Regions from separate parts of the Homo sapiens genome. Here region 1 is linked to region 2. Evidence: chromatin loops called from intact Hi-C (ENCODE). Cell type or tissue: OCI-LY7. All regions are shown on one strand. Links, peaks and the distances in the headings refer to the core of each region. The heading gives the core; the rest is flanking DNA. Region 1 overlaps FHAD1 (forkhead associated phosphopeptide binding domain 1). Region 2 overlaps TMEM51-AS1 (TMEM51 antisense RNA 1).

Region 1 (17,009 bases), core at 3,935-11,934, 140 kb before region 2:
GCAAGAAAGAAGGGGGAAAGGAGGCACACTGATCCCAGCAGAGAGCAGGAACTGACTGCCAGACCCTAAAACGCAGACAGAAGAGCCCCAGGGCAGCAGAGGGTGCTATGTGCGGCCCAGGAAGACAGCCTTCTCCATCTCAACAGCCCCTGGCGGGTGCCAGGATTCAAAATGGGGCAATAATTCTAAGTCTCCAAGAAAAGGATCAATTATGTCTAGGATTTTCCATTCCAGAAATTGGGATTATACATGTTAGAACACAGAACAGCCAAGTTACATACTATTTCCACGTTTTAGAACTTAAAGAAGTAGGTCCCTTTGAGCTATTCAAAAAGGCCATTTATCTGGATTTTGGCCAGGTGGGTTAGGGGACACCTAAGTGCATTCTGGCCCATCTTACTTTCCATCTTTGTAAACCTTCTAGCTTAAAGTTTTCCTTTTCCTTTAAGTTCTAATTCATTTCCTGGTCAGTCCATAAAATGGGAAAGAGAATCTAAGGAGAAAACACTTAGATGTTTGCAAACTGCGTTTTCTACCCTAGACTCGGCCTGCTGGAGCTCAGTCTTGCCAGATTGAGTGACTGAATGAACCAATGCATGATCAACTAACTTAGGAAAAGCGGCGATGTGGCTGCAGTTTGGGAAGAGTGTGACCTGCAGGAAACAGCCACGGTTGATCCCTGGGGTTTTGGGCCGGGTCGTCCGTGTTCTGTTTCACCAGGATGCTAAGGCTTCCACCTGCGCTCCTCCCTGCAGTCCCCTAGGCTGTCTGCACACTCTGTAGACATCTGAGGAGGAAGCAAACTTCAGGAGTCCTTCTGTGTTTTTGCCGAGGACATTGTGCCTGAGGCTGTCTGCTGCCCCATGCCCTCCACTTCATGGGCTTTGGAAAATGTCCTTTGATATAAAAAAACCTGGTCTCAGGATCTTTCATCACATCAGCAGGTCCCCTCCAAGAGCTGTAACAGCACAGTGTAGAGGAAAATACTACACGATCGGGATGGGAGATGACAAAGCTTGGCTATCGAGACGTTTCTTCTGAAGTGTGCCATGCTCTCTGGTTCTTTGTTCAATCCCCAGTTACTCGGCCTGGTTACAGGCAAAGCCACATTCTTCTCAAGAACGGGGAGTACTTAACGGTCCCATGAAGATGGGAACTGCCACCTTCCCTGGGATGGATGACTAAACCCCCAACTCTGTGTCCTTCTCATCATACACCGAGGAGAAAAACAAGCCACGCTACTTCCTTGGAGACCTGCCTGGAACTTCCCTGATAGAGAATGGATTATTCATCATTTTCTTACCCCAAGCTCCTAGCACGGAATCTCATTACGGAGGCTCAGCTTAGGTAGGAGGAATGCTTTCTTGCCATGGGCTTTTTTTTTGTTTTTCCTCCCTACATTGCATCCATCTCCTGCATGGGTGTGGGGGAGACACCCCTCCCTCCCACAATGGGGCTCATCCCCTCCACTCCAGGGGAGGGAGTATGCCCCAGGCCTGGCCAGTCAGAGCATTCCATGTCTCTGGCCTCACTGATTGGTTCGGGGATAGTCATGTGATCCAAACGAAGCCAATGAAGACGCTTGCTCTTTTCCTAGAGCTGCTGAGTTTGGAAGGTGCTGGGGTTGCCAGTGGCCACCTCATTACAGGTGGGGCAAGAATCTGCTTGAGACTGTGAAGCTCACAAAGATGAAAGAGATTCCTTTTTTTTTTTTTTTTTTTTGAGTTTTAAGGATCGGAAAGTTTAATAGGCAAGAAAGAAGGAAGAAGACAGAAGGAAGAAACTCCCGGTACAGAGAAAGAGGGAGGGGGGGCTCCAAAGCCGAGAGAGGTAACCCTAACAGACAGATTCCTGAGCATCCCTTGAGCACCTGGATCTAGCCAGGCCTGAAGCTGATGCTTCTGGCCTTTTCAGTTACATGAAAAATAACTTCAGCTACTTCTTCTTCTCCTTCTTTTGCTTAGGCTAGTCTGAGTTGGGTTTCTGACACTTGCAAACAGTAAAATTTCCTGGAAAATATGCTTATTGACACTTGAGCACAAATATCACTATGTACTTAGAATGAAAGGTGTTAATGCGAGTTCTGACTTGTTTGAGTAAAACCCACCAGGCTATAATCATGCACCAAATTTACCTTTAAACTTGTAAGAGTAAAGCAGTGGCCCCAGAGAAGAAGTGACTTAAGACCAAGGAACCAACCACAGGTAGTAAAACATTAGGTGGAGAAATTTGGAACAAATAAACAGTTCTCTAGCTACAGCAGCCTCTGGACTATAAACCTCAAATTTCTGTTTCAAAAGTTATCCCAGGGAAAACATTCCAAAGTTTTAAAAAAAAACTTCCAGTTGAAGAAACAGGTAAAATTTATAAATATTCATCTCTTGTGTATATTATACATTAATGTCAAGCATATTTATCAGATGTATCAATATGATTATATTACTATATATGCAAATGCATATACATGTATGTGTATATTTAGAACCACATATCTCCAAGTTCTGTTTTAAAGAGGTAATGAAGGCGGGTAATCCCAGCACTTTGGGAGGCCAAGGTGGGCAGATCACCTGAGGTCAGGAGTTCCAGACCAGCCTGGCCAGCATGGTGAAACTGCGTCTCTACTAAAAATACAAAAATTAGCTGGGCATGGTGGCACACACCTGTAATTCCAGCTACTTGGGAGGCTGAGGCATGAGAATTGCTTGAACCCAGGAGGCAGAGGTTGCTGTGAACTGAGATCGTGCCACTGCACTCCAGCCTAAGCAACAGAGTGAGACTCCGTCTCAAAAAAAAAAAAAAAAGAGGTAATGAAGACTGTTCAAAGCGTATTTTCCCTTTTTCCTATTCCTCAGTTAACTAAGTAAACTATTAACCAGCGCAGTTCCTAGCAGATAGTGGGGGCATTCATTCTTTCTCCTATCCCCAGAATCTCCTATCCTCCTTTTTAGCCCTTCTTTCAGACACTGGGTAAATGAAAGAGGCAGAATAGCATAGTGTTATGAGTGGAGGTTGGTAAACTTTTGCTAAGAGAGCCAGAGAGTAAATATTTTTGGCTTTGTGTGCCATATGATCTCTGTCTACTCAACTCTGCCATTGGAGCAGAAAAACACTGGTGGGCATGGAGGTGTTACAATAAAACTTTATTTATAAAAACAGGAGATGGTCTGAATTTGGCCCATGGGATGTAGTCTGCCGACCTCTGGTTAAGAACATGGGATTTAGAATTAAGCAGAATTGGTTAATCTACCTCCTCTGCCTCCTACCATCTATAACCCCGAAAAATGTGTTACGTTTTGTGCCTCACCTGTAAAATGGAGATGACAACAGATACTTCTTACTTTGCGAGAACTAAATGAGATCATATATATTAAGTACTTAGGACACTTCCTGGTACGTATAGTAAATGCTCATTAAACATTAGCCGCCAGACATTATCATCACCATCAAAAAAGAAACTGCAAGGGGGGAACTGAGTTTGTCCAGGAACTTCAGCAGCATCCCTGGTGAAAAGATAGTGGAGGCGAATGAGGAAGCCCCTATCTGAAACTGCATTTTCTTCTATCATCGGTGGCTTTCATTTCTACCCACACGATATATCATCCCCCATGAGCATGTGAAGTGGCAGGCTGGCAGCACTGCAGTGAGGAACTTGCCTGAGCTCTCAGGTGACCGAGGTGCTCTGGGCTGTTGGGAAAGACTCCCAGACCGGGACTCAGGAGACTTAATCCTGGTTCTGGCCATAACTGATTACACAATCTTGGGAACACTGCAGAACCTCTTTGGGCTTCAGTTTATACAGTGATGGGATGGTCCCAAAGGCCTGTATGCAAATTCTGAAGGGGGAAAGGGAGCCTGTGGTTAATGTGTTCCTGCCCGGCAAAAGTTGGAAACTGAGGCTCAGAAAGGCTAGATTGCCATTGGAGTTTGAACTTCAGTCTATCGTACTCCAAAGCCTTTGTGTTCTTCACTGCACTCCCAAAGAGCTTCCCCTTTAAGGCAGTGAGTAGCCAGGCATATGGGCACTCTTTATGTTGGGCAGGATGTCATGAGGTTGCAAGAGGGTCGAAGGACTGCATCCAGAAGTCATGTGGGAAGCTCTGGCTGGAATGGGAGCAGGGCAGAACAGGCCAACGTAGGTTTCCTTACCTAGCTGCTTTATAAGAACAGCACTAGTGTTCACAGGACAACCCTCACTCACAGCTCCTTTCCTGGAAATCATAAAGCACTAAAGAAACCAACAAGCAAACATCATAATGGCAGAAACAACGCGGCAAGCACATCTGACTTTGTGACTTGGATTTCACACGCCTGACACTTAGGCAGGGAGTCAGTGTTACTACTCAACAGTTGCTTCAGGGCATCGCAAATGGCCCTGTAGGTTATGCCTCGCACAACTCCAGGGGGTGCCATCTTTGTGGACTCTACTGTGAATGGTGACTGGAGTTGTGCAAGGTGGTGGCCCTAGGCTATACTTTTTTTTTTTTTGAGAGAGTCTCACTCTGTTGCCCAGGCTGTGGCATGATCTTCGCTCATTGCAACCTCTGCCTCCCGGGTTCAAGCAATTCTTGTGCCTCAGCCTCCTGACTAGCTGGGACTATAGGTATGTGCCACCACGCCTGGCTAATTTTTTGTGTTTTGGGTAGACATGGGGTTTCACTATGTTGGCCAGGCTGGTCTTGAACTCCTGGCCTCAAGCGATCCTCCTGCCTTGGCCTCCCAAAGTGCTGGGATTACAGGCATGAGTCACCACGCCCGGCCCCTAGGCTATACTTTGGCAAAAAAGCTATGATATATAACGTGTACTCTTAAGCATATCGTGGGTGCCAATGTACTTTGTAAACCAAGAGTTTCTTTCTGTTTTTCTACCTTGTATGTCACTCCATGGGTAAGTTATTTGCAAAGGCATCCACCTGGTAGTTGGGAGGTCTTGGGAGGTTTTCTGTCCATGGGAAGGCTCACAGTGGAGGCAGGTGGCTGCTAGCGTGCTCCTCTTACCTTCCTGCTATCATAGGCACCAGATACTGGGCTAAGCAATTTGCAAACAATGACCCGTTTACTACTACAGTAACCCCACATGAGGAACTATTAGGATTCCAATTTTACAGAAATGGGAACTGAGGCTTTGAGAGGTGAAGCAACTTGTGCATGATCCCACAGCTGGTCAAGAGCAGGGCAGAACTGTGTGGGGCAGACTCACTTGAACTTCAGGACACCCACGCTAGCCACTGTGATGTCTACAAACACATTTGGGTCTCTAACTTCTGCCTCCACCTCCCATTTCCTATTGAAATGGCTGTCACGTCCCTCTCTGTTGGTTATGGTCACCACAAAGCCTGAAATAAATTTTTCTGTTTGGGAACTCTTTCTTGGGAAAAGAACAGCTAAGCCTTACAATATTAGGACAGTCCTCTTCCAAAGGAAACAATCCTTGAAAACTCTACCGCGGGGAAGACACAGCCCCCTCTCTAGGGACTCAAAGAATCAATAAGAGACAAGAGCATGCTGGAATCAAGACAGCTACACATTTCTTAGAAAAACTGGACCCCAAAATGAGATGAGATTTGATGAGAGACGCTCTTCACTACCTCCTTTTTTCTTTTTTATAGCTCACAGGTCGAGGTCATCAGGCAAATAGAAAGGGAAGCCATCAGAAAGAGAAACTCAGTCCACATGGCTGCCCTCACTCAGGCCTGCAAAGGACCCTTTGTCACTAAGAGGAAGCCTGCACGAATGTCTCTTGATCTAGGAATGCTCTGAAAGGGAGCCGAGAGCAGTTTTGTGAGGATGGGGTGGAGGCGGACAGGGGGTCTTCTGAGGAAAACCTGGCAGGGACAGAGGCTCGGCTTGCCCCCTGGAAACGCTCGGGCTGCTGTGAGGTACTCTGGGCATGGGCCAGGGGGCAGATGTCTGGCTGCCAAAAGTCCCTTAGCTAATAAAGCAGGAGGCAACTGCATGTAGAAATAAGAATTTTTAAAATTCATGTACAGCCAAGTGACTGTAAAAGTGTGCTTTGTTGGCCAGGCGCGGTGGCTCACGCCTGTAATCCCAGCACTTTGGGAGGCTGAGACGGGCGGATCACGAGGTCAGGAGATCGAGACCATCCTGGCTAACACGGTGAAACCCCATCTCTACTAAAAATACAAAAAATTAGCCAGGCATGGTGGTGGGCACCTGTAGTCCCAGCTACTCGGGAGGCTGAGGCAGGAGAATGGCGTGAACCCGGGAGGCTGAGCTTGCAGCGAGCCGAGCTCGGGCCACTGTACTCCAGCCTGGGCGACAGAGTGAGACTCCGTCTCAAAAAAAAAAAAGTGTGCTTTGTTGTCTTTGAAAACCAGTTGATGATACTGCTGCACCTAGCAGCTGACCCAATGGTTTTCTCCCAATTGTTACCTGCAAGTGGAGACAGAGTTTAATTCACAGTGACTAGCTGTGTGGTCCTGGGCAAATTACTTAACCTCTCTGAGTTTCAGATTCCTTGTCTGCAAAATGGGGATCATGAGAGAGCCCATGCCCTAGGCTGTTGCATTAAATAAGGGAAAGCAGGTAAATGCCTTAGCACAGTGTCCCTCCTGCTCCTCCTCATTATTCCATTATAATAACTCTACCGTTCTCATTCACTAACAAAATATAAACTATTATACAAAACAGAATCTTTTTTTTTTTTTGAGGCGGAGTCTTGCTCTGTCACCCAGGCTGGAGTGCAGTGGCATGATCTCGGCTCACGGCAACCTCCACCTCCTGGGTCCAAGCAATTCTCCTGCCTCAGCCTCCAGAGTAGCTGGGACTACAGGCGCCCGCCACCATGCCCAGCTAATTTTTTTTTTGTATTTCAGTAGAGACGGGGTTTCACCGTGTTGCCCAGGCTGGTCGCAAACTCCTGAGCTCAGGCAATCTGCCCGGCTCGGCCTCCCAAAGTGCTGGGATTACAGGTGTGAGCCACCATGCCTGGCCAAAACAGAATCTTTTATAATACATTCTTTTGCTCCTTCAGAAGTGAAGGTTGGACATCTTTACCACTGGGTGACACACTTATGTGATTAAAACAAAATACCCCTCCCCAAATTTGTACACTTAGGTTCACAGCTGCATCATTTGCAATAGGCAAAAGGCGGAAGGAGCCCACGTGTCTACCCATGGAAGAACGGATAAGCAAAATGTGGTCTCTCATACAAGGGAGCATTCTTCAGCTTTCAAAAGGAAGGACAGTCTGACGCATGCTACAACATGGATGAACCTTGAGGACTTGGTGCTGAGTGAAACCAGCTAGACACAAAAGGACAAATATCGTATGATTTCGCTTATACAAGGTACCCAGAGTAGTCAGATTCACAGAGACAGGAAGTAGAACGGTGGTCGTTAGAGGCTAGGGTGAGAGGGCAACAGGGAGACAGTGTGCTCTTGTTTAATAGGGGCAGAGTTTCAGTTTTGCAAAATGAAAAGAGTTCTGTGGATCGACGGTGTGACAGCAGCGCCACAATGTGAATGCACTCAACACTGAACTGTTCCTTAGAAACGGTGAATACGGTGAATTTCATGTTATATGTATTTTACCACAGTTTAAAACATAAAAAATTGCACAAACCAACACAAAAAGTCAAGTATCTCACAGGTTTCTTTCTAGGATGTACATGGTGATGGCAATGTTCTGAAAGTGGCTTGTGGTGATGGCTGCACCCCTCTGTAAATATACTGAAATGTGTTGAATTGTACGCTTAAAATGGGCAGGGTTTATGCTGCATAAATTATACTTCTATAAAGCTGTTCAAAGCAAGGAAGCAAAGAAATGCTAAGGTCATGAGGAACCCTGTAGTGTGACGGGTGCACTTAATGTCTTGGTTGTGGCAATGGCTTCACAGGTATATCCATGTTCCCAAACCTAGCAAATGATGTACTTTGGACATGTACAGTTTTACTGTATGTCAACTATACCTCAATAAAGCTGCATTTTAAAAAAAAGCAGCATAGTTATCCACATAAGAATGAACCCCTTATATTTTATTAAACAATGCCCCTTTTGATGGGCATTTAGGTTTCAAATGTTATGCCACTACAAATAATACTTCAATAAATACCTTTGTATGAAAAAAAAGAAATAGAGATATTGTGCATCCTCCTCCTCCCCCACTGGCAAGTCACAAAATTAGAATCTCCCATGGAGGGGCCCCGGGAACCTGTAATTTTACTGAACAGTCCCCCTCAAATTCTGATAATCAGACATGTTTAGGGAAACACTGGCTCGGACTTCACAGATTTGGCTTTTCAGGCGCTTATGTGTTAAGAGCGTCTACTTGGACACTGAGTTTCAGGCTCTACAGACATTCTCTTGATGCCATGTGCCGTCAAGAAGGCAGAGACCTGGGCATATGAAGAAGTCTGGCCCAGGTCACAGAGCTAGGAAGGAGCAGCGTGCTCATCTACCTAAAAATGAAATCCACCTCTGCATTTTCAAAAGCACACCTTGTTTTCCGCCTCCTCTCAGGAAGTTGCACATTTTTGGAAAACTGGTTCTATGTGAGCCAAGATGCAACTCCAAGAAATGCCCAGAAGAGGGTGCTAAGATTCTCTCCTTCCTGGGACCCGCCAGAATGACTCAGAACTCCACAGGGTCCACTCTGTCTCTGCTGCCTGTGTGCAGCGTGCGATCACAGTGGCACCAATGTGGATAAGCGCCACCCTGCAGCTGCATCCGAGCGCCGGGCTGCACGAAGGCGACATGGCCCCTCTATCCCCCAGTGGCCCGGACTCACCGGAGGTGGATTTTCAATGACCAGTTCATAGGTCAGCCCTGCAGACCCAAATCTCAGGATGTCTCCAGGGATGAGCTTCACAGCCACGTTTTGAATGTGGCACTCGTTGACAAACGTGCCGTTGCGGGAATTGAAGTCCTGGAGAACAAAGCTGCACTCCGCCTCGTTATATTCAATGAGTGCATGGTGGTTGTCGATGTCAGGAGACTGCAACGGAGAAGGAGGACAGTCGTAGCCATGAAAACAAAAATGACACGGCCCCTAATGTTTTGAGCTGAGTGCCTTACCTGTTTTGCCGCCGCCAGATCATCACGACAATCCTCATTTTAAAAGGAGGAGGCTGAGGATCAGAGAGGTTAAGCGACTTGCCCAAGGCCACACAGCTAGTGTGTGAAGGAGCTTGGGATATGTGCTCTGTCTGACACCAGACCTGGGGACAGGTACCTAAGTTGTTGAGTGGGGAAATCAGGCAACACAAAGGCAAAGGGATCTTGGGAGAGTCATATTGGACAAATATGGGACCAGGGAATTGGCCATTTTCTTTTCTTTTTGTTTTTGTTTTTATTTTTATTTTTTATTTTACCAAAACCGAAAATCGTCAAGGAATTGGCCATTTTCTTTTTCCCTGACTCCACATGGGTATTTATGGTGGTACTCAGTACCAGGACAGGAGGCAAAAATGGCCCAAACAAGAAATAGAGAAAAGTACTAAAGAAGCCATTACCGTTACTTATAATCCCACCCTCACCAGTGGCAGCCATGGTTAACATTGAGGTTCACATCCTTCCACGTTTTTTTTCTATGCTTACGTCCTTTTAAATTTTTTTAAACAAAATTAATCACACCCTACATACATAGTTTTATAACTACCTTTGAAAAACCTTGATGTACAATAAATATTTCCCATGCGATTAGTTATTTCCATTGCTTTTTAAAAGCTATTCAGGATTTGCCTAACCACAGATGGCCCGCTTTTCAAAAGGGGGCTTGGTGTGACCATGTTTCCCCAAAGGAAAGGGGCCCCAGCCAGTGTGTCTGCAAACTGATGGCAAGGGACAGAAGCTCCTCTGTAATTTCACTTTAATAAGAGGACTGAGTGAAGCTCAGCACAAAGGAGGTGACTGCATGTTCCCCTGGTTGCAGGGCCCTGGAGGGATGAAGGGAAATGTTCTGACTGTGAGCTGCAGGGCACACTGAAGTCTTCGTCTTTTATTTTTGAGACAGAGTCTCGCTCCGTCACCCAGGCTGGAGTGTGGTGGCACGATCTCGGCTCACTGCAGCCTCCACCTCCTGGGTTCAAGGAATTCTTCTGCCTCAGCCTCCCGAGTAGCTGGGACTACAGGCATGTGCTACCACGCCCAGCTAATTTTTTTTTTTTTTTTTTTTTTTCCGAGATGGAGTCTCGCTCTGTTGCCCAGGCTGGAGTGCAGTGGTGCGATCTTAGCTCACTGCAAGCTCTGCCTCCCGGGTTCACGCCATTCTCCTGCCTCAGCCTCCCAAGTAGCTGGGACTACAGGCGCCTGCCACCACGCCTGGCTAATTTTCTGTATTTTTAGTAGAGGCGGGGTTTCACCATGTTAGCCAGGATGGTCTCCATCTCCTGACCTCGTGGTCCACCCACCTCGGCCTCCCAAAATGCTGGGATCACAGGCATGAGAGACGGGGTTTCACCATACTGGCTAGGCTGGTCTCAAACTCCTGACCTCATGATCCGCACGCCCCAGCCTCCTAAAGTGCTGGGATTACAGGCGTGAGCCACCGTGCCCGGCCAAAGTCTTCATCTTTTAAGGGCACTGTCAACCAGACATCCATGCCAGCTTGAGACTTTGCAACTATTTTCTAAGTTTATCTTCTCAGGGTGCCCTGTCCAGCTTTTATATAAAAGTACTTGCATGTAGACAACTAAAGTTCCATCATATAACAACCTAGAGCTTATATTAATAATAGAATATATTAATATGTATACTAGAGTAACAATAAAACATATTACTTACACATTACAAGCCAGGAGATTGCTTAGTGCTTTATTGCATTGCCCTATTTCATCTTCACAACAATCTAGAGATAGTTTCCCATTTGGTAGATAGGGAAACTGAGACACAGAATGAATTTACCCAAAGTCACCCCGCTTGACAAGTCACCTGGCTTGTACTCAGGTTCGCCTGATTCAAATGTCTGTGCTATTAGCCACTTTCCAAGTTTCCACCAAACACTTTGCCACCCAAAATATTAAAATAAAAAAGAAAGCTGAAGTAGCTATACTAACTGCGGCCAAGGCAGTTTCAGAACAAGAAAAACTGGGGATAAAGAGAAGCATTAGGCCAGGTGTGGTGGCTCATGCCTGTAATCCCAGCACTTTGGGAGGCCAGGGCGGGCAGATCCCCTGAGGTCAGGAGTTTGAGACCAGCCTGGCCAACATGGTGAAAACCCATCTCTACTAAAAATACAAAAATTAGCTGGGTGTAGTGGTGCACACTTGTAATCCCAGCTACTCAGTAGGCTGTGGAAGGAGAATCACTTGAACCCAGTAGGTGGAGGTTGCAGTGAGCTGAGACCATGCCATTGCACTCCAGCCTGGGTGACATGAGTGAAACTCAAAAAAAAAAAAAAAAAAGAGAGCCATAAATAATGGTAAAGGGGTAATTCTCCAAGAAGACATAACAATGCTTGATGTGCATGCACCTAACAACAGAGTGCCAAAATACACAAGGCAAAAGCTGACAGAACTGCAAAGAAAAACAGATAAGCCCAATATGACAGCTGAAACTTCCACAACCCTCTGTCAGTAATTAGCAGAGCCAGCAGGCAGAAAATTAGTAAAGGCATAGTTAAACTGAACAACACCGTCAATCAACAAGATCTAATTGATATTTATAGAACACTTAACCCAACAACAACAAGGTGCACGTTCTTCTTGGGCTGACATGGAACACTCACTAAGCTATACCACATTCTGAGCCATAAAACACACCTCAATGAATTTAAAGGAATAGAAATCATGTAGAATATGCTCTCAGACCACAATGGAAGTAAACTTGAAATCAGTAACAGAAAGATAGGTGGAAAATCCCAAAACATTTGGAGATTAAACAACACATTTCTAAATAACACACGGTGAAGGAAGAAATCTCAGGAGAAATTAAAAATTATCTTAACTAAATGAAAATGAAAATACCACTTAAAATTTGTGGGAAGCAGTGAAAGCAGTGCTTACAGGGAAATTTATAGCCTTGAATGCACACATAAGAAAAGAAGAAAGATCTGAAATCAATAATCAAAGTTTCTACCTTAGGAGACTAGAGGAAGAAGAGCAGTATAAGCCTAACATAGACAGAAGAACTGAAAGAAATATTAGATCAGAAATGAATGAAATTGAAGACAATAGAGAGAATCAAAGAAAACAAAAGTTGGTTCTTTGGAAAGATCAATAGAACTGACAAACCTCTAGTAGGTAACCAAGAAAAAAAGAGAGAAGACACAAATTATTGATATCAGACATGAAAGAGAGGCCATCACAGCTGATCCCATGGATATATTTATTATGGAATATTTATATTCTATAATAAATATAGAGTGAACAGGCAACCTACAAAATGGGAGAAAATTTTCACAACCTACTCATCTGACAAAGGGCTAATATCCAGAATCTACAATGAACTCAAACAAATTTACAAGAAAAAAACAAACAACCCCATCAAAAAGTGGGCAAAGGACATGAACAGACACTTCTCAAAAGAAGACATTTATGCAGCCAAAAAACACATGAAAAAATGCTCACCATCACTGGCTATCAGAGAAATGCAAATCAAAACCACAATGAGATACCATCTCACACCAGTTAGAATGGCAATCATTAAAAAGTCAGGAAACAACAGGTGCTGGAGAGGTTGTGGAGAAATAGGAACACTTTTACACTGTTGGTGGGACTGTAAACTAGTTCAACCATTGTGGAAGTCAGTGTGGCGATTCCTCAGGGATCTAGAACTAGAAATACCATTTGACCCAGCCATCCCATTACTGGGTATATACCCAAAGGACTATAAATCGCGCTGCTATAAAGACACATGCACACGTATGTTTATTGCAGCACTATTCACAATAGCAAAGACTTGGAACCAACCCAAATGTCCAACAATGATAGACTGGATTAAGAAAATGTGGCACATATACACCATTGAATACTATGCAGCCATAAAAAATGATGAGTTCATGTCCTTTGTAGGGACATGGATGAAATTGGAAATCATCATTCTCACTAAACTATTGCAAGAACAAAAAACCAAACACCGTATATTCTCACTCATAGGTGGGAATTGAACAATGAGAACACATGGACACAGGAAGGGGAACATCACACTCTGGGGACTGTTGTGGGGTGGGGGGAGGGGGAAGGGATAGCTTTAGGAGATATACCTAATGCTAAATGACGAGTTAATGGGTGCAGCACACCAGCATGGCACATGTATACATATGTAACTAACCTGCACATTGTGCACATGTACCCTAAAACTTAAAAGTATAATAATAATAAAATTAAAAAAAGAAAAGAAAATGTAAAGAACAGCAAATATATATATATTTTTTATATTCCTATTTATATGCTATAAAACATATTTTATATATACCATATTTTTATATCATATCAATATATTTATATTATATTTATAATATATAAAATATTTATTTTATAAATATATGCTATATAAAATTTATATTTATAATTTATATATCATTTATATTATTATTTTATATATTATTTATAATGATATATAAAGGAATATTATGAACAGCTCTCTGTCCACAAATTTGATAACTTAGATGAAATGGACCAATTTCTTGAAAGACACAATTTACCCAAACTCATACAAGGAGGAATAGATGATCTGGGCCCTTATCTATTAAAGAATTTGAATCAATAGTTAATAACCTTCTAAAACAGAAAGCACCAGGCCCAGATGGGTTCCCTGGTGAATTCTATCAGACATTTAAGGAAGAAATGATACCAGCTCCCTACAATCTCTTCCAGAAAATAGAAGCAGGAGGAATACTTCCTAACTTATTCTGTGAGGCCAATATCACCTGAATACCCAATCAAGATAAAGACATTACAAGAAAGGAAAACTAGAAGCCAATATCTCCCATATACATAGACGTGAAGTCTTCAACAAAATATTAGTGAATATAATCCAACAATGTATAAAAATAATTATACACCACAACTAAGTGGGATTTATTCCAGGTATTCAAGAACTGATTTGGCGTTTGAAAATCAATTAATGTAATCCATTGCATCAAGAGGCTAAAGAAAAAAAATGGGGAGATATATTCTTTTATTTGTAATTGCTAAGTGAAATATGATGGTTAAAATCTTTTCATATGCTTATTTGCCATCTGTATATCTTCTTTGGCAAAGTATCTGTTCAGATCTTTTGTCCATCTTTAATTTGGGTTGTTTTCTTATTGTTGGGATTTAAGATTCATTTATTTTGGATGCATGTTTATAGCATCTTTATTCATAATTGCCAAAAACTGGAAGCAACCAAAATGTTCTTCAGAAGGTAAATGGATAAACAAACTGGTAGAAACATCAGTCAATGATAAAAAGAAATGAGCTCTCAAGCCACAAAAAGATACAGAGGAACTTTAAATGCATATTGCTTAGTGAAAAAAGCTAATCTAAAAGGGCTACATATTGTATGATTTCAACTACATGAAACTTTTAAAAAGATAAAACTATAGAAAGATTTGTGGTTGCCAGGGGTCAGGGGAAGGTGGGGGGCTGTGTTGAACAGGTAAGCACAGGGGATCTTTAGGGCAGTGAAACTATTCTGTATGATTCTATATTGGTGAATACCTGACATTATGCCTATGTCAAAACCCACAGAACTTTATAACGTGAAGAATGAATCCTAATGTAAACTCTGGGCTTGAGTTAATAATAACATATGAATATTGATTCATCAATTGCAACAAATGTATCATAGTAACGAAGATGTTAATAATAGGGGAAACTGCGTGTGTATGTGTGAGTGTTGTGGGGGAGGGGTTGTTATATGTGGGAACTCTCTGTACTATCTGTTCAACTTTCTGTGAACCTAAAACTGCTAAAAAAAAAAAAAAGTCTAGGCCAGACATGTTGGCTCATGCCTGAAATGCCAGCACTTTGAGGGGCCAAGTCAGGAGGCTTGAACCCAGGAGTTCAAGATCAGCCTAGGCAACATAAGGAGACCCTATCTCTACAAAAATGAAAGAATTAGCCAGGTGTGGTGGTGCACACCTGTGGCCTTAACTACTTGGGAGGCTGAGGTGGGAGGATTGCTTTGGCCCAGGAAGTTGGGGCTGCAGTGAGTCATGATGGCACCACCACACTCCAGCCTGGGCAACAGAGCGAGACCCTGTCTCAAAACAAACACACAAAAATAATAAAGTTTATTAAATAAACATGAAAACATATTCGCCCTTTGGGAAATGCTTCCCACATCATCTTCATCTCCATTCCTACTGACCACATTTCTTTGTGCTCTAAGAACTCTCTCTCTCTTTTTTTTTTTTTTTTTTTGAGATGGAGTCTTGCTCTGTCACCCAGGCTGGAGTGCAGTGGTGCAATCCTGGCTCACTGCAACCTCCGCCTCCCAGGTTCAAGCAATTCTCCTGCCTCAGCCTCTTGAGTAGCTGGGATTACAGGGGCACACCACCACATCCAGCTAATTTTGTATTTTTAGTAGAGACAGGGTTTCACCATGTTAGCCAGGCTGGTCTCAAACTCCAGACCTCAGGTGATCTGCCCGCCTCAGCCTCCAAAAGTGCTGGGATTACAGGTGTGAGCCACCGCACCCAGCCTATGAACTCTTAATAACTCATCAAAGAGATAAGTTCTATGTGTTACATTTTGTTTTTCTCTTCTCAAATCCCATTACTTTCAGCTCCTCAGAAGCTGTCAAGCCGTGATTAAGAAATCAAAGCCAGGAGGAAGTTTTGGATGATACCACAAAATGGGACAAGCCTCTGCCTTGTGTTAGGCCAAGGGAGAGTTTCTGAGGACTGCCTGATAATACCACTCCCTCCTGTATTTAGATAACTGCAAAAAACTGATGTTAGTAGAAAGCTCTGCTGCCAACATAGGCTGAATGTACAAGCTCCACTCTGCTGAACTGTCTCATTATGAGATTAACTGCTGTTCTGTTTTTATTATTATTATCAGCTAACATATTTTGAGAAGTTCCTGTGAACTGGGCCTTACCAAAGCACTTTGTGTTCATTCCCTCATTTAATCTGCAAAACAGCCCTTTACAGGGAGTTCTACTATAATCTCCATATTACAGATGGAGAAGCTGAGACTCAAAAGGCGAAGTAAGAGACCAGCATTACCCTGTCAGTAAAACCAAAGACATTATAAGAAAACTACAGACCAATATCCCTAATGAATACTGATGCAAAAATCTTCAACAAAATATTAGCAAACGTAATTCAACAGCTTATTAAAAGGATTATACACCATGACCAAGTGGGATTGATTCCTGGAATGCAGGGATGGTTCAACATGAAAATCAATCTGTGTAACATAATGCATTAACAGAATGAAAAGGAAGAACCACGTGACTATCTGGACTGATGGAGAAAAAGCACTTGGCAAAATTCAACACTCTTTCCATGATGAAAACACAAAAAAATACTAGGAATAGAAGAAAACTACATCAACATAATAAAGGCCATATGTGAAAAGCTCATAGCTAACATAATTCTCAGTGGTGAAAGACTAAGACTTTTCCTCTAAGACCAGGAATGAGATAAAGATGCCCACCCTCACCACTTCTATTTGAAATAGTACTGGAAGTCCTAGTCAGAGCAGTTAGACAAGAAAAAGAAGTGAAAGGCATTCAATATATCCCAGAAATAAAATTACCTGTATTGTTGGACAACATGATTTTTATATGTAGAAAGCCCTAAAGATCACACACACACACACACACACACACACACATATATACATATAACACTGAATTCATAATAAATGATACAAAATCATTTATTTTGTACTCAGGATACAAAATCAGCATGCAAAAATCAGTGGTATTTCTATACACTAACAATAAACAAGCTGAAAAGTAAAATAAGAAAGCCATTCCATTTACAATAGCATCAAAAAGAAGAAAATATTAGAAATAAACTTAACCAAGGAGGCAAAAGACTTGTACATTGAAAACTACACAATGTTGCCGAAAGAAATTAAAGAAGATACAAATAAATGGAAAGACAACCCAT
Region 2 (14,900 bases), core at 4,973-12,972:
TCCCTGACCCAAAGAAGGTTCCCCTTGTATCCTCTTCCAGTCAAAACCCCTAAAAATAACCTCAGCTTGAACCTTCATCACCATAAATTAATTTTGCCTATTTTTGAACTTCAAATAAACAGAAATCATGCAGTATGTATTCTTTTGTGTCTAGCTTCTTTCATCATCATTGAGTCTGGGAGATCCAGCCAGGATGTTGTGTATAGCTGTATTCTTCTTCTTCGTTGCTGTGTAATACTCCATTGTATGAATATACCATAATTTATATTTTCATTCTCCCATTGATGAGCTTTAGGGTTGTTTCTAGTTTGGGGCTATTATGAATAAAACAGCTATGATCATTTGTGCGCATGGCTTTGGCACCCAGGAGCATTCATTTCTGCCAGGCATGCACACAGGAGTGTTTCCAAGCCTTGTAGTCATTCTACTTGAAAATGCTCCAAGATAAGGCAAAAGGGACCTAGTGTGTGTCCCTCACCTCCCCACCCCATACCCACTCTAGACCAGGCTCTGGGCTCCAGGCATGGGAGCTGAGAGGCAGAAAGAAGAGAGAGGGCACCACGCCGCAGCAGCCACATTCAGAAGAAGATGTAAAAACCCCTCTTGCCAGGTGGGTGTGGTGGCTCATGCCAGTAATTCCAACACTTTGGGAGGCCAAGGTGGCTGGGTCACCTGAGGTCAGGAGTTCAAGACCAGTCTGGCCAACATGGAGAAACCCCGTCTCCACCAAAAATACAAAAATCAGCTGGGCGCAGTGGCAGGCGCCTGTAATCCCAGCTACTTGGGAGGCTGAGGCAGGAGAATCACTTGAACCTGGGAGGCGGAGGTTGCAGTGAGCCGAGATTGCCCCGTTGCACTCCAGCCTGGGTGACACAGTGAGACTCTGTCTTAAAAACAAACAAACAAATAAACAAACCCTCTTGCCAACAGCACTTCCGCTTTTAAAAAGGTCATCTGGTCTTTTGCTGGAAATGTGTGCATGAGAGGTTTTCTGAGCCTTGGGAGAAGGTTCCCTTCCCGATGGTGCCTGTTGACCTGAGATGATCTAGTCTAATCTTCCCATTTTACAGGTAGGAACTGGTGTCCAGGGAAGGGAAGTGATGCTTCCAAAGCCACACAGCTGGTAAATGACAGGGTCAGGAACACCAAGTGCCTTAGCTTCCAGTGGCTTTGTGTGGGGAAAAGAAAGAGAGATCAGATTGTTACTGGGTCTGTGTAGAAAGAAGTAGACATAGGAGACTCCATTTTGTTCTGTACTAAGAGAAATTCTTCTGCCTTCAGATGCTGTTAATCTGTAACCTTACCCCCAACCCTGTGCTCCCTGAAACATGTGCTGTGTCCACTCAGGGTTAAATGGATTAAGGGCTGTGCAAGGTGTGCTTTGTTAAACAGATGCTTGAAGGCAGCATGCTTGTTAAGAGTCATCACCACTCCCTAATCTCAGGTACCCAGGGACACAAAACACTGCGGAAGGCCGCAGGGACCTCTGCCTAGGAAAGCCAGGTATTGTCCAAGGTTTCTCCCCATGTGATAGTCTGAAATATGGCCTTGTGGGAAGGGAAAGACCTGACCGTCCCCCAGCCCGACACCCATAAAGGGTCTGTGCTGAGGCGGATTAGTAAAAGAGGAAGGAACGCTTCTTTGCAGTTGAGACAAGAGGAAGGCATCTGTCCCTGGGCGATGGAATGTCTCAGTATAAAACCCGATTGTATGTTCCATCTACTGAGATAGGGAAAAACCGCCTTAGGGCTGGAGGTGGGACAGGCGGGCAGCAATACTGCTCTTCAAGGCATTGAGATGTTTATGTGTATGCATATCTAAAGCACAGCACTTAATTCTTTACCTTGTCTATGATGCAGAGAACTTTGTTCACGTGTTTACCTGCTGACCTTCTCTCCGCTATTATCCTATGACCCTGCCACATCCCCCTCTCTGAGAAACACCCAAGAATGATGAATAAATACTAAGGGAACTCAGAGGCCGGCGGGGATCCTCTGTCTGCTGAACGCCGGTCCCCTGGGCCCCCTTTTCTCTTTCTCTATACTTTGTCTCTGTGTCTCTTTCTTTTCCAAGTCTCTCGTTCCACCTAACGAGAAACACCCACAGGTGTGGAGGGGCAACCCACCCCTTCAGCTTTGTCTGTAAATTGGGAGGAACAATTAGATGCATTGATCTTCCCCAGAGATAATTGGGCTACCTTGGAGCCATTGTCATCAATGTTTAGGGTTTTCTAGTAACCATTCTTCCATGGTTTTTGGATGCAAGCTTTTATTTTTTAAATTTATTCTTTTTTCAACTTTTAGATTCAGCAGGTACATGTGCAGGTTTGTTACAAAGGTATATTGCGTGACGCTGAGGTTTGGGGTTTGATGGAACCCGTCACCCAGGTAGTGAGCGTGGTACCTAACAGATCGGTTTCAACCCCTGCTCCCGTCTCTCTCTCCTCCCTCATAGCCTCCAGTGTCTGTTGTTTCCATCTTTATGTCCATGTGTAGATGCCAGATGTCACATTTACTCTATTCAACATTCAAGAGACCATTTTGAGGCCGGGCGCAGTGGCTCACGCCTGTAATCCCAGCACTTTGGGAGGCCAAGGTGGGTGGGCAGATCACTTGAGGTCAGGAGTTCAAGACCAGTCTGGCCAACATGGTGAAACACTGTGTCTACTAAAAATACAAAAAATTAGCCAGGTGTGGTGGCAGGCGCCTGTAATCCTAGCTACTCGGGAGGCTGAGGCAGGAGAATCACTTAAACCCAGGAAGCAGAGGCTGCAGCGAGCTGAGATTGTACCACTGCACTCCAGCCTGGGGGACAGAGCAAGACTCCATCTCAAAAAAAAAAAAAGTCAATGTCCTTATGGTAATCTATAATGCCCTACTGATGCCCTCTGCCTGCCTCACTTCTCTGACCTCAGCTCCTACCCCCCTCCCACTCACCTCACTCCAGCCAAAAGGTCCTCCTCAATGTTCTTCAGCCCGGACCCCAGTGCCTCTGACCCCAGGGCCTTTGCATTTGCTGTTCCCTCTGCCCAGAATAGGATATCAAACAGTGTCATCTTAGACGAGATCTCTCTCCAGCTCTTGGCTTCACCTCTTCTGTACTGTCTTATTCTTAGGCAGCCTCTCTTTTTCATTGTGGTGCCTCTGGCTCCTCCAGGCTGTCATCCTCCAAGGGGAAAAGAGAGTATTTCTCTTGGCCAATAGTTCAATATAAGTCCTGGAATGGAATCGTATTGGCTCTGATGAGGTCACATGCTCATTGCTGACCCAATCTCCAGGGACAGGCAGGAGAATGGAACACGAAGCTCCCATGCTTCACTGAAACCACAGGGTTCCACGTGGAATACGGGGAGGGAACAGGTGGGCTGAACTTGCAGCTATGATCCAATACTAATGGTGACAATAAAAATGATAACAACAATAATAGTAGTGGCAGCCAGCATTAACACAGTGCTTGCTCTGGTCTCAGCAGCAGGAAGGCGGGAAAACATCTGAGACCTGGGCCAGATGCACCTGTCAAGGTGTCTTAGGAAACTCTTACCTTGGGTGTGCAGTTGGGCTGAGAAAGCAGTGATATCCAATCTTGTCCACATGTTAGCAGCTTCTTTTAAAGAATAACTGTGGGACCCACCTCAAACCAATTGAATAGGAACCTTCTGGGGTGGAAAGGAACTCTAACATTAGGGTTTTTAAACTCTCCAGGTACTTCAAACATGCCTTGGCTCTGTATATTAGTCCGTTCTCACGTGGCTATAAGGACATACCCAATACTGGGTAATTTATAAAGGAAAGAGGTTTAACTGACTCACAGTACAGCATGGCTGGGGAGACCTTAGGAAACTTACAATCATGGTAGAAGGGGAAACAAACACGTCCTTCTTCACAGGGTGGCAGGAAGGAGAATGAGAGCTGAGTGAAGGGAAAAGACCCTTATAAAACCATCAGATCTCATGAAAACTTACTATCATAAGAATGGTATGGGGGAAACCACTCCCATGATTCAATTACCTCCCACTGGGTCCCTCCCATGGCACGTGGGGATTATGGAAACTACAATTCTAGTTGAGATTTGGGTGGGGACACAGCCAAACCATATCACTCTGGTACTAAAAACCAGCTAGCTCATTGGGGCTGGGGTGTGCTATCTGCAGTTTCAGCAACCACCCAGGTGATTCTCCTGCTCATTTATAGCTTGAGGGTCTCTGCACAAGGGCCTTACTTCCCATAATTGCTTGGCACCCTGAGGTCAACAGATAAGGCTGGTCCTGACCAGAAGTGACCTGCTGGTCACATGAGATCACCTGCTAGTCACCTGAGGGCTGAAAGAATAAACATCTCAGGCACCTCGTGACCATTCTGCAGGGGGAGCTTGATGCAAGGTCTCTTGTATGAGTCTAAGAATCTTTAAAATTGCCCTGTTCGCTTTAGAAGGACCCCAGTTTTATTTCTTGATGTTCTCATTTTCCTATGAAATTAGTAGTATCTTTCATTCCTGGAGGAAAAAACTAGTCCTTGCCCCTTGTGTTAAAAATTATTTCTCTCCTCCCAGGTATGCAGTTCTACAGACAAATGGAGATTCTTTAATAGCAGGGCTGCCTGGGGGAGAAAAAGTTATTCTGGCCTTATTTACCCAATGGCATTTCAATTGACAATGAACACGAATGCCCTGATTGTTGTTTTGTGGGTTCTGGCCAGTCCACACCGGAGCTGGTTACATTTCAAAAGTTTCTTGATAGGTGGGTGCCTGGGAATTAAAATATATTTCCTTGGCCTGGTGTGGCTGGTCACACCTGTAACCTCACACTTTGGGAGGCCGAGAGGGGAGGATAGCTTGAGGCCAGGAGTTTGAGACCAGCCTGGGCATAGAAAGACCCCATCTCTACAAATTGTGTGTGTGTGTGTGTGTGTGTGTGTGTGTGTGTGTGTGTGTGTGTGTATTTTTTTTTTCTTCTTATAGTGACAGTGTTATCAAAACCAAGGTGGTTTTCCAACTTAGCCCACAAATATCTATTCAACTCATATAATTGTAGAAAGTAACCTGGGTGCAGTGGCTTACACCTGTAATCTCAGCACTTTGGGAGGCCAAAGCAGTGGATCATCTGAGGTCAGGAGTTTGAAACCAGCCTGGCCAACATGGTGAAACCCTGTCGCTACTAAAAATACAAAAATTAGCTGGACGTGGTGGCATGTGCCTGTAATCCCAGTTACTCAGGAGGCTGAGGCAGGAGAATCGCTTGAACCCGGGAGGCAGAGGTTGCAGTGAGCGAAATCTCATCACTGCTCTCCAGCCTGGGTGACAGAGCAAGACTCTGTCTTGAAAAAAAAAAAAAAGTACTATCACAACATGAGTAAGTTTTCACTTATGTAACTCATCTAAGATTTTAGATGGGAAAATGTAAAAACTGATTCCAGAGTTAATAGAACTTGTGTTGTTGGAAAAATGTTCACATCTCCCTCTTAACCCAAATGTTGGCCCGGAGTGTCTGTGTCTGGGTGCTGTGCTGTGAGGGCCGGGGGTCACCATCCTGGGCAACGGCTTCGTGCAGACACCTGCTCAGTCAGGCTGGAGGCCCCAGCAGCCAACCAGCTGCTGTTTCTCAGTCTGGTCACTGCCCAGACCAAAGCAAGGACAAGAGAGGGGACAGGTGCTCTTGGGAGATGCAGTTGAGAGCAGGGATGTGCTTAGCTGGGGCTGCACCCTGGCAGGCACAGACTTGCTTTGAGATATTGCATTTTATCTTGAACAAATTCATGCCACCTTTGCATTCTACCCAACAAAACTCTCACATTTGCGGGGCACAGTGGCACACGCCTATAGTCCTAGCTACTCGGGAGGCTGAGGCGGCAGGATTGCTTGAGCCCAGGAGTTCAAATCTAGCCTGGGCAACATAGTAAGACCTTGTTTCTAGAAAAACCAAACCAAAACGATTTGTTTTATTATATACAGCTTAACCCTTCTGTGCCTCAGTTTCTTCATCTGTAAAAGAGTGAAAATAGCAACACCTGCCTTGTAGGGTTGCTGTGAGGACCGAATACATTTCATTATATTTAATGAACTTAGAATAATGCCTGTCACCTAGTAAGCACTACACAAGGTTAACTATTACTATTATCAATGTTGTCACTATTATTCATCTCATTAACTTACTAGTTGTCTGGAATCAGTTGCCTGGGAGTGGCCCCTACTCTGGTTTTCAACACAACACACTCTTAAGAGCCAACTGCACACTCTGGGGGAGGAAGGGCAATGTTTCTGCAAATTGTTGTTCCCTTGGCATATTAGTTATCTATTCCCATGTTACAAATTATGCCAAAACGTAGTGGTTCTGTGAAAAACAGTATGTATTATTTCATAGGTTCTGTGAGTCAGGATGAAAGCTGGTGCTCCTGGTTCAAGGTCTGGCACAGGCTGCAGTCAAGATGCCTAACAGGCTGCATTATCCCGAGGGTCAACTGGGGAGGGACCTGCTTCCAGGCTTACCCACGTGGTTGTTGGTAGAACTCAGCTCCTTGCAGGCTGTTGGCCAGAGACCACTTTAGTTCCTGGTCAAATGGGTCTCTTTATGGGATGGCTTACAACTTGGCAGCTGGCCTTATCAATGCAAGCAAATAAGGAGACACACACACACACACACACACACACAGAGAGAGAGACAGAGAGCGAGCACGCCCACACATACACAAGCAAGATGGAGGTCACAGTCTTTCATAACCTAATCTCAGGAGTGACAGCCCATCATTTTTACTGGATTCTATTCTTAGAAGCAAGACATGACCAAGGAGAGGGGACTTCACAAAAGGTGGGGTCATTGGGAGCCATTTAGAAGCTGCCTGGTCTGTTGGGGGCACAACACCTTGAGATCATGGGCATTAGAACCAAGTTTGATGCCAACTTTTAAAAAATTTTATTATTGGATCTTGAATTCCTAGCCTCAAGTGATCCTCCTGCCTTGGCCTCCCAAAGTGCTGGGATTACAAGGATGAACTGCCATGTCTGGCCCAATGTGAGCTGTTTCTCTTACCTAGTGTTAAAATAAAATGGGAGGCCATTAGGCTGAGGTGGCTCCCATGCCCTGGGATTCTATATAAACAAGGTGAAGCTTAACCTTAGCCAATCATAAAAGACCAGCTAAGCATTAATTACATGATCAGGAACTTTCCACCAGGATCATCTAAATAAGGCAACTGCCCAAACCTTAACCAATCAAATAATTTCTTTATTTTCCACATTCCTTATTTAATTTATCTGATTTTCCTCTTTACTCTATCAAAGCCCTTCCTTCAAACTCCTCTGGAGGAGCCCTGAACCACCTTCGATTTGGTGCTGCCCAGTTCATGAATTGCTGTTTGCTCAAATAAACTCTTTAACTTTTTAATGTGCCACCATTTATCTTTTAACACCAGCAGTGTGAGTCCCACACGTTGCTCTATCTCACCCAGCCTCGTCCCTGAGGATCAAATGTTACCTACCTTGATGAGCCACCTTGCCCAGTGTGTGAGTTTCCCGTGGCTGCTGTAGGAGATTGCCACAAACTTGGTGGCTTATTCTTGCACGGTTCAGTGGCCAGAAATATGACATGGGACTCACTGGGCTAAAATCAAGGTGTCAGCAGGGCTGTGTCCCTTTCAGGAGGCTCTAGGGAGAATCCGTTCCCTTGTCCTTTCCAGCAGTGAGAGGCTGCCGGCACTCCTTGGTCTGTGGCGCCTTCCTCCATCTCCACAGCCAGGAATGGAAGTTGAGTCTTTCTCATGTTGCACCGTTCTGACCTTTTCAGTAGCCACACTTACCTCTGACCCACTTCTTTCTCCTCCTTCACCCAGCGTTAAGGATCCCTGTGGCTACATAGGGCCCCCTGGATAATCTAATCTAGATATTCTTCCTATTTTTAGGTCAACTGATGAGCAGCACTCATCTCACCTGCAACCTTAGCTCCCTCTGCCATGTAAAGTATCACAGTCACGGGTTCTAGGAACCAGAGTGTGGGCCTCTGGGGACCCATCATTCTGGTGACCATGGAGTCCTTCCTTGAATCAGTTTTCATGTGACCCAAGGGCCTCCCCTTTCTCACAGGCCACACCTGGCTGCCTGATTGTCCCTGGCAGGGGGGTCCTGGCACCCAGAGGAGGAGGCGCTCCCCATATGCCCAGGGGCCAGGAGGGAGGCTCATTAATCGTGTAGGAACATGAAGAGGAGGCAGGCGGCTGGACAAAGTGATGTTCAGGGTCTTGCTTCGAGGTTCCCACGTGTGTGTCTGACTCCCTGGGGCTGCCCACGTGGTCCTGTGGTCCTGTGGTTTTACTCCAGGAGGCCACCTGCCTGCCACCCCTCAGAGGAAGGGAAAAAGCTGCCGTTTCACGTTGGAGCTGCACGCACAGAGGAAGACCTCCTGCCTGGCATCAGGCCATTCCTCAACTCATCTCCTGCTGGGTGGTCTATCGTCCTCACAGCGTGCTGGGCTCAGGATCTGGGCCTCCTGGCTGGAAGGGAATCTGGGTGGCTTAACAGGTTTTATTTGTCCTGAGGCCAGCTTTCAAATTTTGCCGACCCCACTGATGTTTCTGGCATCCTGTGGAGGAAAGAAAACAAAAGCCATTTCCCCCCCAAAAGCCACCTTTTGGGATTGCAGACAGCTGGCAGGGATGGTGGGGGGCCCTGCCCACCTGAAACTTTGTCTACTGGGCCTGGATCTCTGAGTGGCCTAGGCTGCTTTGGTCCTTCTTGAGCTGAGCTGGGCTAGGCTGGTGAGGGGCGTATTGTCCTGCCATCTAGTGGCGAGTTCTGGGACTGCGAGCTATAATGGCCCAGGCGCTGCCTATAGTGGAGCCATATATACCAGGGCGGTTGGTCCCAGGCCCCTGGTCATGCCACAGAATCACCAAAGGAAGTTTAAAAACTACGTAGGCTCCAGACTCACCCCACACCTAGTGAATCAGAAATCCCGAGGCCTGGAAATAAGCATTTTAACTTTAGCGTGTAGATTCCCTAGGCCCTATCTCAAAACCCTAAATTATTGGCTTTGGAGAAGGACCTAGAAATCGGAACTTTTAACAAGAGTACTCCAGTGACTCTCGTGAGCAGCTTGACTTGAACACCACCCATTCAGCTGCCCACAAGATAAATGAGGCAACTGTGGGATGTAGATTATTTTAAAAGCTGATACAATATTCGATCGTATTACTAGGAGCATAAAGTCCAGGTTAAGGGAGGATAGCAGTTAAAAACATCTGGGTTCGAATCCCTACTTTTGATACTACTAGTTATGTGACCCGGGGCCAGTGTCTTAACTTTTTCCTGCCTCTGTAAAGTGGGGATAAGAGTACCTGTCTGCCAGGATTACAGCAAGGACTCAATTAGATCTCATGTAAAGGGCACAGGGCCTGACCCTTGGGAATTGGGCCCTTCATTACGATTCCACTGCTTGGGCCTATGTGGGAGCACGGTGTCCTTATTCAGGGATGTATTTATGAGAGGATTGTCCAGAGAAGGAAGAGATGGAAGGGGAGACCATGGAAGAAGGACAAGGGGCATGGAAAAGGCTTGAGGGTCTGTAATGGGGTTGGGGGAAGGAGATGTTTTGGGAGGGAGGCATTTATGCTGCTTAAAAAAAATAACAGGCCAGGCGCGGTGGCTCACGCCTGTAATCCCAGCACTTTGGGAGGCCGAGGCGGGCAGATCACCTGAAGTCAGGAGTTCGAGCCCAGTCTGGCCAACATGGCGAAACCCTGTCTCTACTAAAAATACAAAAATTAGCCGGGTGTGGTGGCTCATGCCTGTCATCCCAGCTACTCAGGGGGCTGAGGCATGAGAATCACTTGAACCCAGGAGGCAGAGGTTGCAGTGAGCCAAGATCGTGCCACTGCACTTCAGCCTGGGTGACAGAGCAAGACTCTGTCTCCCCAAAACAAAACAAATAACAGAGGGTCAACGTGGAAGAGGGACCAGGAGGCAGAGTGATAGAAAGTCCCCATGAGCAACTGGAACTAAGAAGGGCACAGGCAGACTCATGGTACAGTGAGCTCACAGCCACAGGAGACTGCAGGCCGATGCTGCATGAGGAATCTGTTGGGTGCCATAAAGCAGTGGTTCCCAACTGTGGCACTTATGTCCCTCATGGAGTGTGACCTGATTTGGGGGACATGCAGGTGAGCATTTGCAGGAATATTTATTTGTATATTTATGTGCATACTTGGCACATAGAGGCACACATATCCGTACCCACATCTATGTATTAGAAAACAGAGCCAGCGTCTTAGGCCTGTGGTTACACAGACACAGGCAGTGATGTCAGGTCTGGCCCGATTTAAAATAGGCAGCTATTATGCCAATAATAGTAGAGCTGGTTGTGGATGTGGTTGGAATAGTCAGGGTGGTCTTGGGGAACCCAGCCATAGAGGAACTTTCTGCTTGGGTTTGGAGACTGATGTCAGTGACATGGACTGGCTTTCCTGTGAGTGAGGACTCCACCCCAGGGCCTTCACTCTTGTGTCACCAAGAGGGTGTCGGCAAAGTTGCCGTTTTTAACAAGCCAGTCTGAAGCCTCTGGTGACCTCGATGCTGGAGTTTGTTGGGTTAAGTGACCACAAAACCAAATGAACCTGCCCACCTAACACGTGTCTCCTGGAGTCTTTCACTCTTGCTTTGTGTTTCTTTTCTTCACAGCACCTGCTGACATGATATATATGTATGTGTGCATTATTTCAGGCCAGAGACTGTTTTGTCAGTAGATCTATTTCACATAGTGCTGGCATAAGGCACACACACCCAGCAAGTGTTTGTTGAGTGAATAAATGATGGAAGCAACTTTGATAAGACTTGCTCCAGTTGTTTGGGGATGCCAGTTGCATGCCCATCTATCTCTGAGAGGCTCCTGGAAGAGCATCTTGCAGCAAGTGTACCAGGGCTCTGTGCTGTCAGGGTGGTGTTGGCTCCATCCTCTTGGCGCTGGGTTGATCTCTATCCTGAGCTAGAACCGGAGTTGTCCTGGAGAGGAACCTGGCCAGAAAAGAGCCATGTGGAAACCCTGTGAAGAAACCAAAAGAGGGGCGATGGTCCTGGGGTGTCCAGATGGTGGCATGGCAGTGAGGAGACACAGAGCCATAACTTGCCCACAAAAGCAGCCTGGCTTCTGACTCTGCAACTCTCACAGGCTCAAGGGGACGACATTGTAACCAAAATGCAGATTCAGTTCCTCGCCACTTGCAGAGTCTAATTAACAAGCTAGGTCTGGTATAAAGAAAGTGACTTTTTATTCCAAAGCTAACATAGGGAAAGAAGTACAGGCTTCCTGCCTTAAGGGTTCCACCTTGCCTTTGGAGCAGAAGGGGAGTGTTTTTAAAAGGGGCCTACACAGGGGTGGAAGTGAGCAGGGGGGTTTCACATGCTACCTTGATGGCTTATTTACTGGGACTCGAGTTGGCATCTTCATGGGCATACTTTGGGTCATCAATCAACTGTTATCTATCGAGGAAACCTCCTGGTGGGTGAGAGTTTTGCTTTGGAGCTTCTAAGCACATGATTAGGTGAACTTGCCCTGTAAGGAGTGTGTGGGGAAGAGGAGGTAAAAGGCTATAACTGCATTTCTAAAGAGCTAAGTAGGAAGTGAAGAACAGGGAGAAATGGAGAAAAGAAGAGAAAATAATAAAGAATAATAGTAACTCCTTGTCTTTTTCCGGGAAAAATGGGGGCACTTGTTACTCATCTCTAGCAGCAAGACTGGGTCAATTAAAAAAACAGAAGAATTTAGGATTCTTTCATGCTTCCAAGTTGTTCTGTGTAATGCAGATAGAGTCCTTAAAATGCAGGCGAGAGTTGTGTGTGTGCATGTGTGTGGTATGTAGTTGCTGGGAGAAAGGGTGGGAGTCACCTCAGTGTCAAGGCCAGTGGACAGTAGGTCATTTACCTGGGAATCTTCTCCAGTCAAGCATGTGGAATCCAATTCTAGTTGTCTTTAGCTGGTGATGGGGGTAGTGTGTGAGACTCTTACGTGCTGAATTGCATATCCTCAAAATTCAGATGTGGAGTACCTAAGGGTGTATTTGGAGATCAGATCTTTAAAGAGGTAATTAAGTTCAAATGAGGTCAGATGGGTGGGCCCTAATCCAACATGACTACTGCCTTATAAGAAGAGGCGATTTGGGCACACACATACATAGAGAGGCAACCGTGGATGGACCACAAGGAGAATATGGCCGTTTGCAAGCCAAGGAGAGGGGCCTCAGAAGAAGCCAACCCTGCTGGCACCCTGAGGTTGGATTTCCAGCCTCCAGGACCATAGGCGGGTCCATGTCTGTTGTGCAAGCACCGTGGCCTGTGGCTCTTGATTATGGCAGCCCTAGCAAACTAAGACACAGAGAAATGGGAATGGTAGGGTGGTGGTGCTTAGTGCATCACAACCAAACCTCAGAAAGCAGGGGTGGACGTGGCCTTGGAGACGACTGGATCTGAGAATAGATCAGTTGTCCTTGCCCCCCTCCCGCATCTAGGCATCCGACTCTGGCTGGGCCCCGTTCTCTAGGCATCTCCTTGTGGGTGGGATGGGGCAGCCTGCAGCTCTGGGACTCGTCGTACAGCTTAAGATCCAAAAAAAAGCGGCAGCTCACCGCCACCTGCAATTCTGAGCCCTGTCGGAAAGGGTTCTGATTTTCACCTCTCAGGTTTGGAGTCTACTCCCGGGCCTTTCATCATGGGCCAGGGCTGCAGGGCTGGATTGGTCCAGCCAGGATCCTGAGACTTCCCTGAAGGCGGGGTTGGGGGTGAGGTGGGGGCAGCAGGATCCTAAGGGCACTAAGATCAGCAGCACCCCCACCTCCAAGAACTTCACGGAGTGGGGGCGGAGCAGTTCCCTGAGGCCAGCCAATCAATCGGGAGGTCTCAGCAGAGATGCTTTCCCCTCTCCATCCTGATTGGTTCCCACCCAGGAATTTCCCATGAAATCCAAACCACAAGGCTCGAGGCGGACCCCCACTGGGAGGTCCCGGGCCGCGCCTGGGGCGCAGGCAGGCGGGTCCCTGTGAGTGTGTGGAGTGGTGGTGGCTGTCGACGGCCATGTGGCGTCATGGTGATAGGAGGGTGTCCATTCTTTTTCTTCCTTATCTAGGACTTGAGGTGGGACATGGAAGAACAGGGACCCCTCCTGGTTTGTCCACCCAGCCCACACCTCCATTCCTCACCCAACCTACCACTTCAGAGCCGGGAAAAGACCTCAGAGAACATCCGCTCCGACTCTACCGAGGCTCAGACAGGGTAAGGAGTTGGCCCCACGTCACACAGCCTGGTGTATGTGGCAGAGCCTGGGTGACAGACAGTCAGCCCCACCAGGTCTTTCAGCTCCAACCTTGGTTAGAAGGGGAGGAAGGCTGGCACACCCAGCTGCTGCCAGGCACCGCCGCTAATGTGCTGTATTAGTGGCCGGGCCTGAATCACTTGCCCAATTTGGACGTGGGCAAGTTTCCAAAATGTCCTGGTTGTTTCCTATTGTCTATTTTTAAAAAATGATGGCCTGTAATCCCAGCACTTTGGGAGGCTGAGGTGGGTAGATCACCTGAGGTCAGGAGTTCAAGACGAGCCTGATCAATATGGTGAAACCCCGTCTCTACTAAAAATACAAAAACTAGCCGGGCGTGGTGTCGCGTGTTTGTAGTCACAGCTACTTGGAAGGCTGAGACTGGAGAATTGCTTGAACCTGGGAGGCGGAGGTTGCAGTGAGCCGAGATTGCACCACTGCACTCCAGCCTGGGCGCCAGAACAAGACTCTGTCTCAAGAAAATAAATAAATAAAAATAAATAAAATTTAAAAATTTAAAAAAGGTGGTGATGATGCAGGTGTGGTGCAAGATTAGCTATTATAAGTACTCACCGAACCAGACCTTTCTAAGTCCCTAAATTATTACCTTGTTTTAAGTCAGGAGCTCACGGGGCTGATGGGGCTGTCTTTACCCTTTAAGCCTATAATTTACAGAGCAATATTCTTCCAGGCAGAGGGGGTGGATCCAGCTTCCAACCGTGCAGTACTTAATAATGAGGAGGTCTTTTTCGCCTTGGGGACATCTGGCTTCAGGAAATTTTACTGTAAACAGCTGGGTGTGACCAGCCAGCTTTAGGGCCAAGGCTGTAATGGCCCAGTGGGTTCGAGCCCAGACTCCACAGAGAGCCAGTCTGCTGAGGCTGAGGTCCTAGCTGCCACTCACTAAGGTGGGACACTGGGAAATCTATGGAACACTCCGTGCCTCAGTTTCCCATCTGACCAATGGGGAAAACAATGCTTACCCGAGATTGTTGTGGAGACTAAATGAGCAAAAACACATACAGCTGTGATTCTCAATCAGGGATGATTTTGTTCCCCCAGGGACATTTGGCAATGTCTGGAGAAATTTTGAGTTGTTCTGACTAGGTAGACAGATGTTGTTACTGGCATCTAGTGAGTAGAGGCCAGGGATACTGCTAAACATCCTATAAGAATGATCTGGGCTTGGTGCGGTGGCTCATGCCTGTAATCCCAGCACTTTGGGAGGCCAAGGTGGGAGGATTGCCTGAGCGCAGGAGTTCGAGACCAATCTGGGCAACAAAGAGAGATCCTGTCTCTACAAAAATTAAAACAAAACAAAACAAAAACTGGCCCAGAATGTCAGTAGTGCTCACTGAGAAATGCTGGCGTAAAAGACAGTGTGATGGTCCAATCAGTATTGGTGCTTATCAGTCCTCAGCTCAAGGTTGGATGTCCCTGAATTCTCAGTTCTCTTTCTGGCACTTATGTGAGCTGCTGGGTGCTTGGTCTTAAGTTTTTTCTCCTGTCTGAATATCAGGGGGCTCCTCTCCCCTGGAGTCTGCCTGCCCAGCCCCACCTGCAGGGGAGAGGAAGCCTGTGTTGGGAAAGAGGAGGCCCCTGCCGGGCCACTTTAGAG

Evidence for each region. Peaks named below come from ENCODE experiments on the same cell type or tissue, not always from the same donor. Only the 100,000 strongest peaks of a DNase experiment are listed, where the experiment ranks them.
Region 1: a loop joins it to region 2, with 12 times the contacts of the local background. A loop is called at or near these places in 81 of 110 quality-filtered maps.

What each region holds. Positions count from the first base shown.
Region 1 is chr1:15,264,268-15,281,276 of GRCh38, reverse strand. FHAD1 (forkhead associated phosphopeptide binding domain 1) reads right to left here. Exons shown (of 34, transcript NM_001391957.1): 3 at 8,748-8,954. Among named protein-coding and RNA genes, the nearest start is that of FHAD1, 26 kb to the right of the region's middle. In OCI-LY7, for the core only: a CTCF peak has its summit at 8,545 (motif pointing right); a DNase peak (open chromatin) is centred at 8,576.
Region 2 is chr1:15,122,570-15,137,469 of GRCh38, reverse strand. TMEM51-AS1 (TMEM51 antisense RNA 1) reads left to right here. Exons shown (of 5, transcript NR_027136.1): 2 at 13,097-13,242. Among named protein-coding and RNA genes, the nearest start is that of TMEM51-AS1, 22 kb to the left of the region's middle. In OCI-LY7, for the core only: CTCF peaks have their summits at 8,556 and 8,767 (motif pointing left); a DNase peak (open chromatin) is centred at 8,769.